Linked DNA regions of Homo sapiens: region 2 is linked to region 1. A link is an interaction called in ENCODE POLR2A ChIA-PET data of the cell type or tissue named here. Cell type or tissue: Caco-2. All regions are shown on one strand. Each heading gives the region's core, and the rest is flanking DNA. Links, peaks and the distances in the headings are about the cores only.

Region 1 (5,767 bases), core at 346-5,345:
GTTGGCCAGGCTGGTCTCAAACACCTGGCCTCAAGTGATCTTCCTGCCTTGGTCTCCCAAAGTGCTGGGATTACAGGTATAAGCCACGGCTCCGAGACTAAAATCACCGAATTTAATTAATACTGCATGTCTGTGGGTCCTCTTGTTGGGCTGTCAATGTTTGGATGAAAAATCAATAAAACATCTGTGATTCATGAGGTATAATATTGTCTTCTGTAACATTTCTTTTTCATGCTTTCATTTCAGTAAAATCAGGTATGTTTTTATAATCAAGATTTTCACGTAATTTATTAATAGTAATAATATAAAGATTAAAAATAAAATAATTGTGTTCAAAATATACATTTAAATGTATTATTATGAATGCATTTAAAGTAAATGTAATAAAATCAAAAATTAGAATCATTTACTTTAAAATATAAATTTTTTATTTTAAAATATTCAGCATTATCTATTACAATTGAAAAGGAAAAAATACAAATTATAATTGGTGAATACCAGTTAATTATTTGTCTGTACATGAATATCACACTGTAATTTTATGGTAAGTCTTGAAATCAGTTAGTGTTAGTCCTCCTATATATATTTAATAGAAACAGGGCCTCACTATGTTGCCTTATCTCAAAGTCCTGGGTTCAAGTGATCCTCCCACCTCCACCTTCCGAAGTGCTGGGATTAGCATCAGCCACCGTGCCCAGCCCATTTTTGAAAGGTGTTTTCACTGAGTATAGAAACCTAGCTTGACAATTTATTTTTTCTTTTGGTACTTTAAAGATATCTTCCCATTGTCCTATGGCTTCTTGCCATATATGTCCTATAGTTTCTTGCGAGAAATATATTGTCATTCTTTTTCTTTGTTTCTCTGTGTGAAATGCTTCTTTTCTCTTTGGCTCCTTATGCAAGTTGAAATACACAGGTTTTCCAAATACAATTCAATACCAAATACACTGGCTTTCAGAATTTTTTTTTCTTTGTAGAGACGGGGTTTCACTATGTAGCCCAGGCTGCTCTGGAACTCCTGAACTCAAGGGATCTGCCCACCTTGGCCTCCCAAAGTGCTGGAATTACAGGCCACTGTGCCCAGCCAGGTTTTCAGCAACTTGATTATGATGTATCTTTGTCTTTGTGTGGCTTTCTTCATGTTTCTTCTGCCTGGGTTCGTGAGCCTCTTGAATCTGCTGTTTTTAGTTTCCAACAAATTTGCATTTTTTGGGGGGTGGCAGGGGGAGGACCGGGTTTCACTCTGTCATCCAGGCTAGAGTGCAGTGGCAAAATCTCGGCTCACTGCAACCTCTGCCTCCCAGGTTCAAGCATCCTCCTGCCTCAGCCTCCCAAGTAGCTGGGAATATAGGTGCATGCCACCACACCCAGCTAATGTATGTATTTTTGGTGGAGACAGGGTTTTGCCATGTTGGCCAGCCTGGCCTTGAACTCCTGGCCTCAAGAGATCTGTCCACCTCTGCCTTCCAAAGCACTGGGATTATGGGCACGAGCCACTGTGCCTGGCAAATTTAGAAAATTCTTAACCATTATTTCTTCAAATATCATTTTTTATCTCCTCACCCTATCTGGGTCTCCAATTACACGTGTTAGATTGTCTGATATTACCTCCAATGTTACTGATGCTCTGTTTATTCCCCCCACCCTCATTTTCTCTCTGTATTTTATTTAGATTTTTTTATTGCTATATCTTCAAAATAATTTATTTTATAGTATCTAACCTGCTTTTTATCCACTCCAGTGTATTTTTTATTTAATATACTGTATTTTTTTATTTATTTGAGATGCTATATTTTTGTTCCTGGAAATCACATTTTCATTATTATATTCATGATTTTCTCTACCTTCTTGAATATATGAGTCATATTTATGTCATCTCTTTCAATGTCCTTTTCTGCTAATTTCTTCATCTCTTCATTTCAGGGTCTGTTTCTACTGATTGATTTTTCCATTGGTTGTGGTCACACTTTCTATTTCTTTGTATGCCTTTTGTTGTGTTTGTTTGTTTCTTTGTTTGTTTTTAGATGCTCTTTATCAGATTGAGGAACTTTCTTTCTATTCCTAGTTTTCTGAGAGTGTTTATCAGGAATAAATACTGGATTTACCAAATGTTTTTTCTGCATATATTGCAATGATCACATGGTTTTCACTTTTTAGTTTGTTAATATAGTGAATTAAATTTGATTGATTTTCAAACATTAAACCAACTTTGTGTTCCTGAGATAAACCCCACTTAGCCATGGTGTTTTATACTTTTTATATGTTGTTGGACTTGATTTGCAAAAATTTTGTTTAGAATTTTTGCATTTATGTTTATGAGGTAATTGATCTGTAGTTTGACAGGACTCTGAACATTGTGAACTTTACATTGTTTGAGGCTGCATTTTGTTGCATTCCTTTAAGTAGTGTCAGACTTGGTTCTGGCCACACACTTAACACATTTGGAATCAGATTTTTACTTCTGATGCTTACTTTTAAGATTTGTTAGGACAGATACAGAGGAGCTGTTAGTCTAAGGTTAATTTAGACCTCTACTAAGGCAATACCCGTTTGAGAATTGTACCTGATATCCCATGTATTACAAGGTCTTTTCGTTCTGCCTTTTGGGAACAGAAACTAATCTCAACCCTGTGTGAGCCCCAGGCACTGCTCTGCCTTCTGTGGTTCTTTCCCAGGCCTTGCCTTTCATGCATGTGCAAATCAGTACTCAGCCAAAGAGTTAAGAAGACATCTCTGCAGATCTTTGGATATATGCTCAGCTCCCTGCTCTCTGGTGTTCTGCCCTGCAAATTCCAGCCCGTTGGCCTCTTGAACTCTGTTTTCTCAATCAGCAAGACTCCAAACTCTGTTTGGATTCCCTGTCCCTGTACTGAAGCCTGCAAACTGCCTCAGGCCGTGAGCTGGAGGTAATTATAGGGCTCACCTTTTTTGTTTCCCTTTTCTCAGAGATCATAGTCCTGAGTTGCCTTTGTTCAAAGTCTGAAAAATCATTGTTTCATCTACTTTATCTGGAGCCCTAGTTTTTCAAGGCAGGACAGTAAATCTCATCTCTGTAACTTCACTATGGCCAGTAGCTGAAGTCTTCCTTTGTTAGTAAGTTTGTTTTCTGGGTGGCTATGACGTGCAGAGCCTTCAAACATTCAGACCTCAGGTCAGAGGCCTCTCTGCCTATGTCTAAGAGCATTGCTAACTCAATGCATTACTTTGGGCCAGTTACCAGTCCTCTCTGTGCCTGAGTTTTCCCTACTGTCAAATGAAGGGAACAATGATTGTATTGACCTTGAGGGTGGTTGTGAGAAATGAGCAAGATATGACATGCTTAACACTTAAAACAGTGCCTGGCACACAGTGAGTGAATGTTCAATACATGTAATTATTTCAGGGACAGTCAAGACCGTCCAGGTAGGGCTCCCTCAATCTACCCCCTACCTTGCCTCAGAGAAAGAGAGGTCCTGCTTTTTTCATAAGGCTGTCAAATCCCCTGGCTGATGAGGTAAAAAGATACTTTTTGGGGGCCGGGCAGGGTGGCTCACACCTATAATCCCAGCAGTTTGGGAGGCTGAGGCAGGCAGATCACCTGAGGTCAGGAGTTAGAAACCAGCCTGACCAACATGGTGAAACCCCGTCTCTACTAAAAATACAAAATTAGCCGGGCGTGGTGGCGCATGCCTGTAATCCCAGCTGAGGCAGGAGAATCGCTTGAACCTGGGAAGTGGAGGTTGCGGGAAGGCGAGAACGCACCATTGCACTCCAGCCTGGGCAACAAGAGCGAAACTCCATCTGAAAAAAAAAAAAAAAAGATCCTTTTTGGTCATATTTCCTTTTCATTCCCTTCCCTCTACCTCTGATTTTTCAGTCCCTCTCTCTCTCCACACTCCTTTTCCCTCAGACGAAAACATACTCCTGTCTACTGCCCTCTAAATGCAAACAAACAAAAACATTCCCTCTGTCCTCCCTCCCTCTCCAGCTCTTTTCCTCTTGCTATATTTCCTCTCACTGCCAAATTTCTTGAAAGAGTGCTCTGTGCCTTCCACCTTCCATTCCCCACCTAATGCCCTGGGACGTCTCCACAAGCCCCTGCAACACAGACACTGCTCTCTCACCAAGCCCCGGGCACCTTGTGGCCTCTCTTTCTTCTTTCTTTTTTTTTTGAGACGGAGTTTCAGTCTTGTTGCCTAGGCTGGAGTGCAGTGGCATGATCTCGGCTCACCGCAACCGCCACCTCCCGGGTTCAAACGATTCTCCTGCCTCAGCCTCCCTAGTAGCTGGGATTACAGGCATGCGCCATCACGCCCGGCTAATTTTCTATTTTTAGTAGAGACTGGGTTTCACCATGTTGGTCAGGCTGGTTTCGAACTCCTGATCTCAGGTGATCCACCCGCCTTGGCCTCCCAAAGTGATGAGATTACAGGCGTGAGCCACCGCGCCCGGCCAGTGGCCTCTTATTTATCCTTGCTCCACTCAGCCTCCCTGGAGAAGAGGGAGAAAGGCTGAAACCTGTTCTTAGGGCTTCCATGATTCTATCCAAAATGGCCTTTAGACCTGGACAACCAGGGTCCCTGATAGAGCAGGGAGCTCACGGGGTCAAAGAAACACACCTCCCTGGAACGTGTAACTTGTCGCTGGGCCATGGGCCAGGTAACCAATGTTTGGACATTATTTGCCCCAATAGCCCTAGGCTCTCTTCTAGAGCCTGCAAGGGCTTCCTCCCTCAGTTTGTCCTATTCTTCTTCTTTTTTTTTTTTTGAGATGGAGTCTTGCTCTGTCATCCAGGCTGGAGTGCAGTGGTACGATCTTGGCTCACTGCTGCAACCTCCACCTCCTGGGCTCAAGTGATTCTCCTGCCTCAGCCTCCTGAGTCGCTGGGACCACAGGCACGTGCCACCACACCCAGCTAATTTTTTTTATTTTTAGTAGAGACAGGATTTCACCATGTTGGCCAGGCTGGTCTCAAACTCCTGACCTCAAGTGATCCACCTGCCTCAGCCTCCCAAAGTGTGGGATTACAGGCGTGAGCCACTGAACCTGGCCTGCCCTATTATTCTTTTTTTTTTTTGAGACGGAGTCTTGCTCTGTCGTCAGGCTGGAGTGCAGTGGCGTGATCTCGGCTCACTCCAACCTCAGCCTCCCAGGTTCAAGCAATTCCCCCTCAGCCTCCCAAGTAGCTGGGACTACAGGTACGCGCCACCACGCCCAGCTGATTTTTGTATTTTTGGTAGAGTCGGGGTTTCACCATGTTGGCCAGGAAGGTCTCGATCTCTTGACCTCGCAATCCGCCCACTTTGGCCTCCCAAACTGCTGGGATTACAGGCATGAGCCACCGTGCCTGGCCTATTATTCTTTTTATTTTCTAAAATATTATTTCAATTCCTTGAAGCTTATTGAAGCTTCCACGTGCCCCAGCATATAGCTATTTTTTGTAACAGCTTTATTGAGATGTAATTTATGTATCATACAGTTCACAGATTTAAATACTATTCAACGGTTTTTCATTTATTCAGCTTTGTGAGCCATCCCCACAGTCACGTTTAGATCCTTTTCATCTCCCCAAAAGGAAATCCTGCACCCGTTGGCATCACTTCCCCTTCCTCCCCTCCCCCAGCCCCATCATCTATTTTCTTTTTATATGTCTGTTTTATGTTTTTCTTCCTCCTCTTGCTCCTCCTTTTTCTTCTTTGTTGTTGATACACAAAAAACTGCACCCATCTCCTATATACGATTTGATGCATTTAGACTTATGCATATACCTGTGAAAACGTCACCACAA
Region 2 (5,767 bases), core at 443-5,442, 500 kb after region 1:
GAACAACAGCTGCTACTTGGCCAGCACTTATTCTGTATCAGGTACTCTTTCAGCACTTTCTTTTTTTTTTTTTCTTTTTTCTTTTTCTTTTTCTTTTTTTTTTTTTTTGAGATGGTCTCGCTGTGTCGCCCAGGCTGGAGTGCAGTGGCAAGATCTCGGCTCACTGCAACCTTTGACTCCCGGGTTCCAGCGATTCTCCTGACTCAGCCTCCCAAGTAGCTGGGAGTACAGGGACCTGCCACCACACCCGGCTAATTTTTGTATTTTTGGTGGAGACGGGGTTTCACTATGTTGGCCAGGCTGGTCTTGAACTCCTGAGCTTGTGATCCGCCCGCCGTGGCCTCCCAAAGTGCTGGGATTACAGGCATGAGCCACTGTGCCCAGCCTCTTTCAGCACTTTCTATCACTTAACTCATTTGCTTTTCACAACAGCCCAATGAGACAGGTGCTGTCATTGCTACCGCCATTTTCCAGATGAGGAAATGGAGGCTCAGAGAGATTCAGTGACATGCCCAAGGTCCCACAGCGAGTTATGGATCACTGTCTTTTCGGGCACCTTGCAAACCCAGCTGGTCATCCAGTTCTGCCCATCACTTCCTGAATCCTTCCTTCCTGCTGCCCCTCCACCTCAGCCCTTCCTCAGTCCTCACCATCCCTCACCCAGATGAACAGACTCCCTTTGATGCCAGATACTTTCCCAGTCTCCGCCTCACTCCATTCTCCAAAGCTGCCACGGGGATATTCTTTCCCAAAAGTATCTCAGAGCAGCTTACTTTCTGGCTCAGAATCCTTCCATTGGTCCAGAGGAAGAAATTCAAACACCTTCACATGGCCTGTGAGAACTTTCATAAGTTGGACCTCTGCAGCTCCTACCATCTTCTCCCCACCTACTCCACAAACCCTGGGCTCCCACTGGTGGTTCTTGTCTTTTTCCTATCCCACTGTAGCTGGGGGAACCTGACCGACTCATGAACAAGTGTGCTCCCTGCAGCAGGGGTCCTCAGTGGGGCACAAAAACCACCTGTTGGAGGAATTGTGCAGAGGTTTCAGAGGTCCCAGGGGCAGATGGGTAGCTTGAAAAGCCCTCTAGATGATCCAGCTACATCTGCCTCTCCCAACCCCCGAAAGTCACTGCTCCCACTTGCGATCCATTTCCACACCTCAAGCTTCCGCAGCCTTGTTCTTGTTCTTACTCTGCCTAGGATTCTCTTCTTTTCCTGGCAAACTCCTAGGTATCCTTTAAGCCCCAGATTAAATGCCCTTCCTCTGTGAAGTCCTTCTTGGCAACCCCAGCCAGAGTTAATTCTCCTCCCTGTGTGATCCTCAGGCTCTGTGTGCATTATTATTGCAGCTGACATTTATTAGGCATCTACTAGGTGCAAGGCACTGTTCTGAGTACTTCACATATAGCAACCCAGTCTTACTGTTAGTTTTCACAGTAACCCTAAGAGACAAGTTATTATTTTTATTTTATAGATGAGAAAACTGAAGCACAGAGGGCTAAGTACATTGCCCAAGGTCACACAGCTAGTAAGTGCCAGGGCCAATATTGGGACCTGACAGCCTGCTTCCTTTGCCAGTACAGTGTTTGCTCTCATACTTTCCCTCTAACACAACTCTATGTCTATAGACATAGAGTTGATGACTGTAGTCCCTGCTGCCCAGCCCAGTCTACTTGAGGGCTCGGTGATGGCTGCTTCTTTGTATGTGCCTGACACAGACCGGGCAGTTAAACAAATGTTTGTTGAATGAATATGTTCCTGGATGAGTGAGAGTGGCAGAAAGAATATGGGACAAGTGCCGGGCATGGTGGCTCACGCCTGTAATCCCAGCACTTTGGGAGCCCAAGGTAGGTGGATCATCTGAGGTCAAGAGTTCGAGACCAGCCTGACCAACATGGTGAAACCCCATCTCTACTAACAATACAAAAAAATTAGCCAGGTGTAGTGGTGGGCACCTGTAATCCCAGCTACTTGGGAGGCTGAGGCAGGAGAATCACTTGAACCCAGGAGGTGGAGATTGCAGTGAGCCAAGATTGTGCCACTGCACTCCAGCCTGAGTGACAGAGCAAAACCCTGTCACAAAAAAAAAAAAAAAAAAAAAAAAAAAGAATATGGGACAAAGAGGCAGAAAACCTGTGTTATGGCTCTAGCTCTGCTACCAATTAACTTGGAGCAAAGTAACTTCTCACTCTGGTCTCAGTTTTCTGCCCCTTCTGTAAATACTCTCCAAGGATCACTTTGACTACAGCGTTCTGTCAGTCCATAAAGTGTCCCTTCTGTGAGTCAGCTCACCTGCGTCGTGTGGGCAGTGACCTGGACACTCAGGGTCACCCCTCGATGACAGGGTGTTGGGACAGACAACTGTATTGCCTCGAGGTTGTCCTCTGACTCCAGAGATGCCAAAGGGGCAGCAGGGTAGAGGCAGGAGTAGGTGGGAGGGAGAGTTCTCAAAGTTCTTTTCCAGGAGCCCCAGACCAGGCAGGCAGGGCTGGGCTTGAGGTCACTGTTGGCCTCAGACACAGGGCTCTGACTGCTGCAGTCAGCTGGGGAGCCTGCTGTGTCCCAACCTTACACTGCTCCACCCTTGGCATCAGGAAAATGACAGACTTAGGAGCCCAGGGTGCTGCCAGCAGGGGTTGCCATGTGCCTCAAACATTCTCAGGGGAGTGGAGTGCATGGCCCTCCGAGTGTGGCAGCCCACATCGAAAGGGGCAGACCAACCTGTGTACAGTGAAGCAAAGAACATGCAAAAGAGCATCTGAGCGTGCTCCTGGTGGGCCTGGCTGCAGCACCTCCCTCTTTGGGCCAGCCTGGGCAGCCGGCCACAGCCACTCCCTGCACTGTGGCTGCCTGGGGCAGAGTCCAGCCCTGGCTCTACCAGCTTGGGAACTCCACGAAACTGGGCCTCAGCACTTCCTCGTCCTCACACCCAGACAACACCCAGAAGCTAAGACCATCGGTCACTTCACTTACTTCACAGAGGTGTACAAGCCAGCAACTCAGTTCAGTTGAAGCAGCCCTTTAATTTTTTTTTTTTTTTTTTTTTTTTAGAGATAGGATCTCACTGTCACCCAAGCTGCAATGCAGTGGCAAGATCATAGCTCACCGCAGCCTCAAATTCCTGAGCTCCTGTAATCCCAGCACTTTGGGAGGCCAAGGCAGGTGGATCTTAGGTCAGGAGTTTGAGACCAGCCTGGCCAACATGGTGAAACCCTGTCTCTACAAAAAAAAAAAAAAAAAAGAAAAAAAAAATAGGCAGGTGTGGGGCAGGCGCCTGTAATCCCAACTACTCGGGAGGCTGAGGCAGGAGAATCGCTATCACTTGAACCCAGGGGGCAGAAGTTGCAGTGAGCTGAGATTGCGCCACGTCACTCCAGCCTGGGCACAAGAGCAAGACTCTGTCTCAAAAAAAAAAAAAAAAAAAAAAAAAAAGGGAGAATTCCTGGCCTCCCAAAGTTTGGTACTACAGGTGCAAGCCACCATGCCCAGCTTTCCAGCTTTTTTTTTTTTTTTTTTTTTGAGACAGAGTCTCACTCTGTTGCCCCGGCTGGAGTTCAGTGGTGCAATTTCGGCTCACTGCAAACTCTGCCTCCCAGGTTCAAGCAATTCTTCTGCCTCAGCCTCCCAAGTAGCTGGGACCACAGGCGCGTACCACCACACCTGGCTCATTTTTTTGTATTTTAAATACAGATGGGTTTTTGCTATGTTGGCTAGGCTGCTCTCGAACTCCTGGCCTCCAGTGATCCACCCACCTCGGCCTCCCAAAGTGCTGAGATTACAGGCGTGAGCCACTGCACCCAGCCTGTCCAGCTTGTTTTTATATTTTTTGTGGGACAGGGTCTTGCTATGTTGGCCAGGCTGGTCTCGAACTCCAAGGCTCAAGTGATCCTCCTCTGCTTCCCAAAGTGCTGGGATTACAGATGTGAGCCACCTCACCTGGCCAAAGCAGCCCTTTAAAAACCATCACAGTGGCCAGGGGCGGGTGCTCATGCCTGTAATCCCAGCACTTTGGGAGGCCGAGGTGGGCTGATCACCTGAGGTTAGGAGTTCAAGACCAACCTGACCAACATGGAGAAACTTGTCTCTACTAAAAATACAAAATTAGCAGGGCATGGTGGCACATGCCTGTAATCCTAGCTACTCAGGAGGCTGAGGCAGGAGAATCGCTTGAACCCGGGAGGCAGAGGTTGCGGTAAGCCAAGATCATGCCATTGCACCCCAGCCTGGGCAACAAGAGCGAAACTCCACCTCGAAAACAAAAACAAAAACAAAAAAAACCCATCATCACAGCCTAGTATATTGGAAAGTTCCCAGCAATGATTAGGGAGGAAGCATGGGTGGAGGAAACTACCATTCCAAGAATATTTATATGTATTTCCTTCCTTGTCTTTATTGCGAGGTTCTTTTTTTTTTTTTTTCTTGAGACGGAGTCTTGCTCTGTTGCCCAGGCTGGAGTGCAGTGGCGCGATCTCGGCTCACTGCAAGCTCCGCCTCCCGGGTTCATGCCATTCTCCTGTCTCAGCCTCCCAAGTAGCTGGGACTACAGGCACCCACCACCACGTCCAGTTAATTTTTTGTATTTTTAGTAGAGACGGGGTTTCACCGTGTTAGCCAGGATGGTCTCGATCTCCTGACCTCATGATCCGCCCGCCTAGGCCTCCCAAAGTGCTGGGATTACAGGCTTGAGCCACCGTGCCCGGCCTGAGGTTCTTAACAATGAACTTTTGTTTCCTTTATAATTAAAAAAAAAATACCCAATACAATAATAGTGTGTTTTTTGGGGTTTTTTGTTTTTGTTTTTTGAGACGGAGTCTCGCTCTGTCACCCAGGCTGGAGTGCACGATCTTGGCTCACTGCAACCTCCACCTCCCAGGTTCAAGCGATTCTGCGGCCTCAGACACCTGAATACTTAGGACTACAGGTGCATGCCACCATGCCCGGCTAATTTTTTGTATGTTTAGTAGAGACGGGGTTTCATCATATTGGCCAGGCTGATCTCAAACTCCTGACCTTGTGATCCTCCCACCTCGGGCTCCCAAAGTGTTGGGATTACAGGCATGAGCCACCGCGCCTGGCCTAGTTTTCTTTTTAATTATTGTGATTGAGTGGAAAAAACATCAACTTAGGAGTCAGGCAGACCAGATTTGCAATCTTAACTGACTTATCTAAAAGGAGTCAGAGATAGTAGCTGACATATAGATGGTGCTCAAGAAGTGTGTCCCTTTCTTGCCTTCTGAGGCTCAGCTTTCTCATCTGTAAAATGGGAATAATCCCACCTCCCTTAGGTTTGCTGTGATACCAGAGGCCACTGCACACCTTAAGAGGTCCTGCAGAGTAGTGCTCAAGAAAGTTTATTTCCCCTGGATTCTAATCAAGGACTTGGGCCACTGCTCCGGGCACAGCCTTCAGGGTGTGTCTCTCTGGTTGCATCTGAGGAAATGGGTTCTTCCCCATGGTCAGGGACAGGTCACCAGGAATCCCCTATTGCCCTATTGACTGCTAACATTTCAGAGTTGAGAAGGAGGAAGAAAGGGAGGGAAGAAGGCAGGGAAGAAAACACTCGCTATTCAAGGATGAGGCTAGTTTCCCTTTGCAGTTTTGTGGGGGCTGGGGCCCACTGCTCACCTGTTGCACCCCTGAGAGTTCAGGAGGGCAGGGCTTACCCACTGATGGCCCCAGTCCACCCCACTGGCCTCCTCATGCCTGGGACACACACATCCTCATGCCTGGGATTCCTCAGAGCTCAGCCAAGTCTCAAGGGTGGG

The links. Peaks named below come from ENCODE experiments on the same cell type or tissue, not always from the same donor. Only the 100,000 strongest peaks of a DNase experiment are listed, where the experiment ranks them.
Region 2: POLR2A ChIA-PET joins it to region 1 with 12 read pairs; 2 of 35 experiments call an interaction of 5 or more read pairs at or near these places.

Annotation. Positions count from the first base shown.
Region 1 is chr6:41,619,605-41,625,371 of GRCh38, forward strand. No RefSeq gene overlaps it. Among named protein-coding and RNA genes, the nearest start is that of MDFI, 16 kb to the right of the region's middle. In Caco-2, for the core only: no CTCF peak of the experiment used is centred there; a DNase peak (open chromatin) is centred at 2,837.
Region 2 is chr6:42,115,842-42,121,608 of GRCh38, forward strand. The region is part of intron 2 of C6orf132 (chromosome 6 open reading frame 132); the gene reads right to left. Among named protein-coding and RNA genes, the nearest start is that of C6orf132, 24 kb to the right of the region's middle. In Caco-2, for the core only: no CTCF peak of the experiment used is centred there; a DNase peak (open chromatin) is centred at 2,890.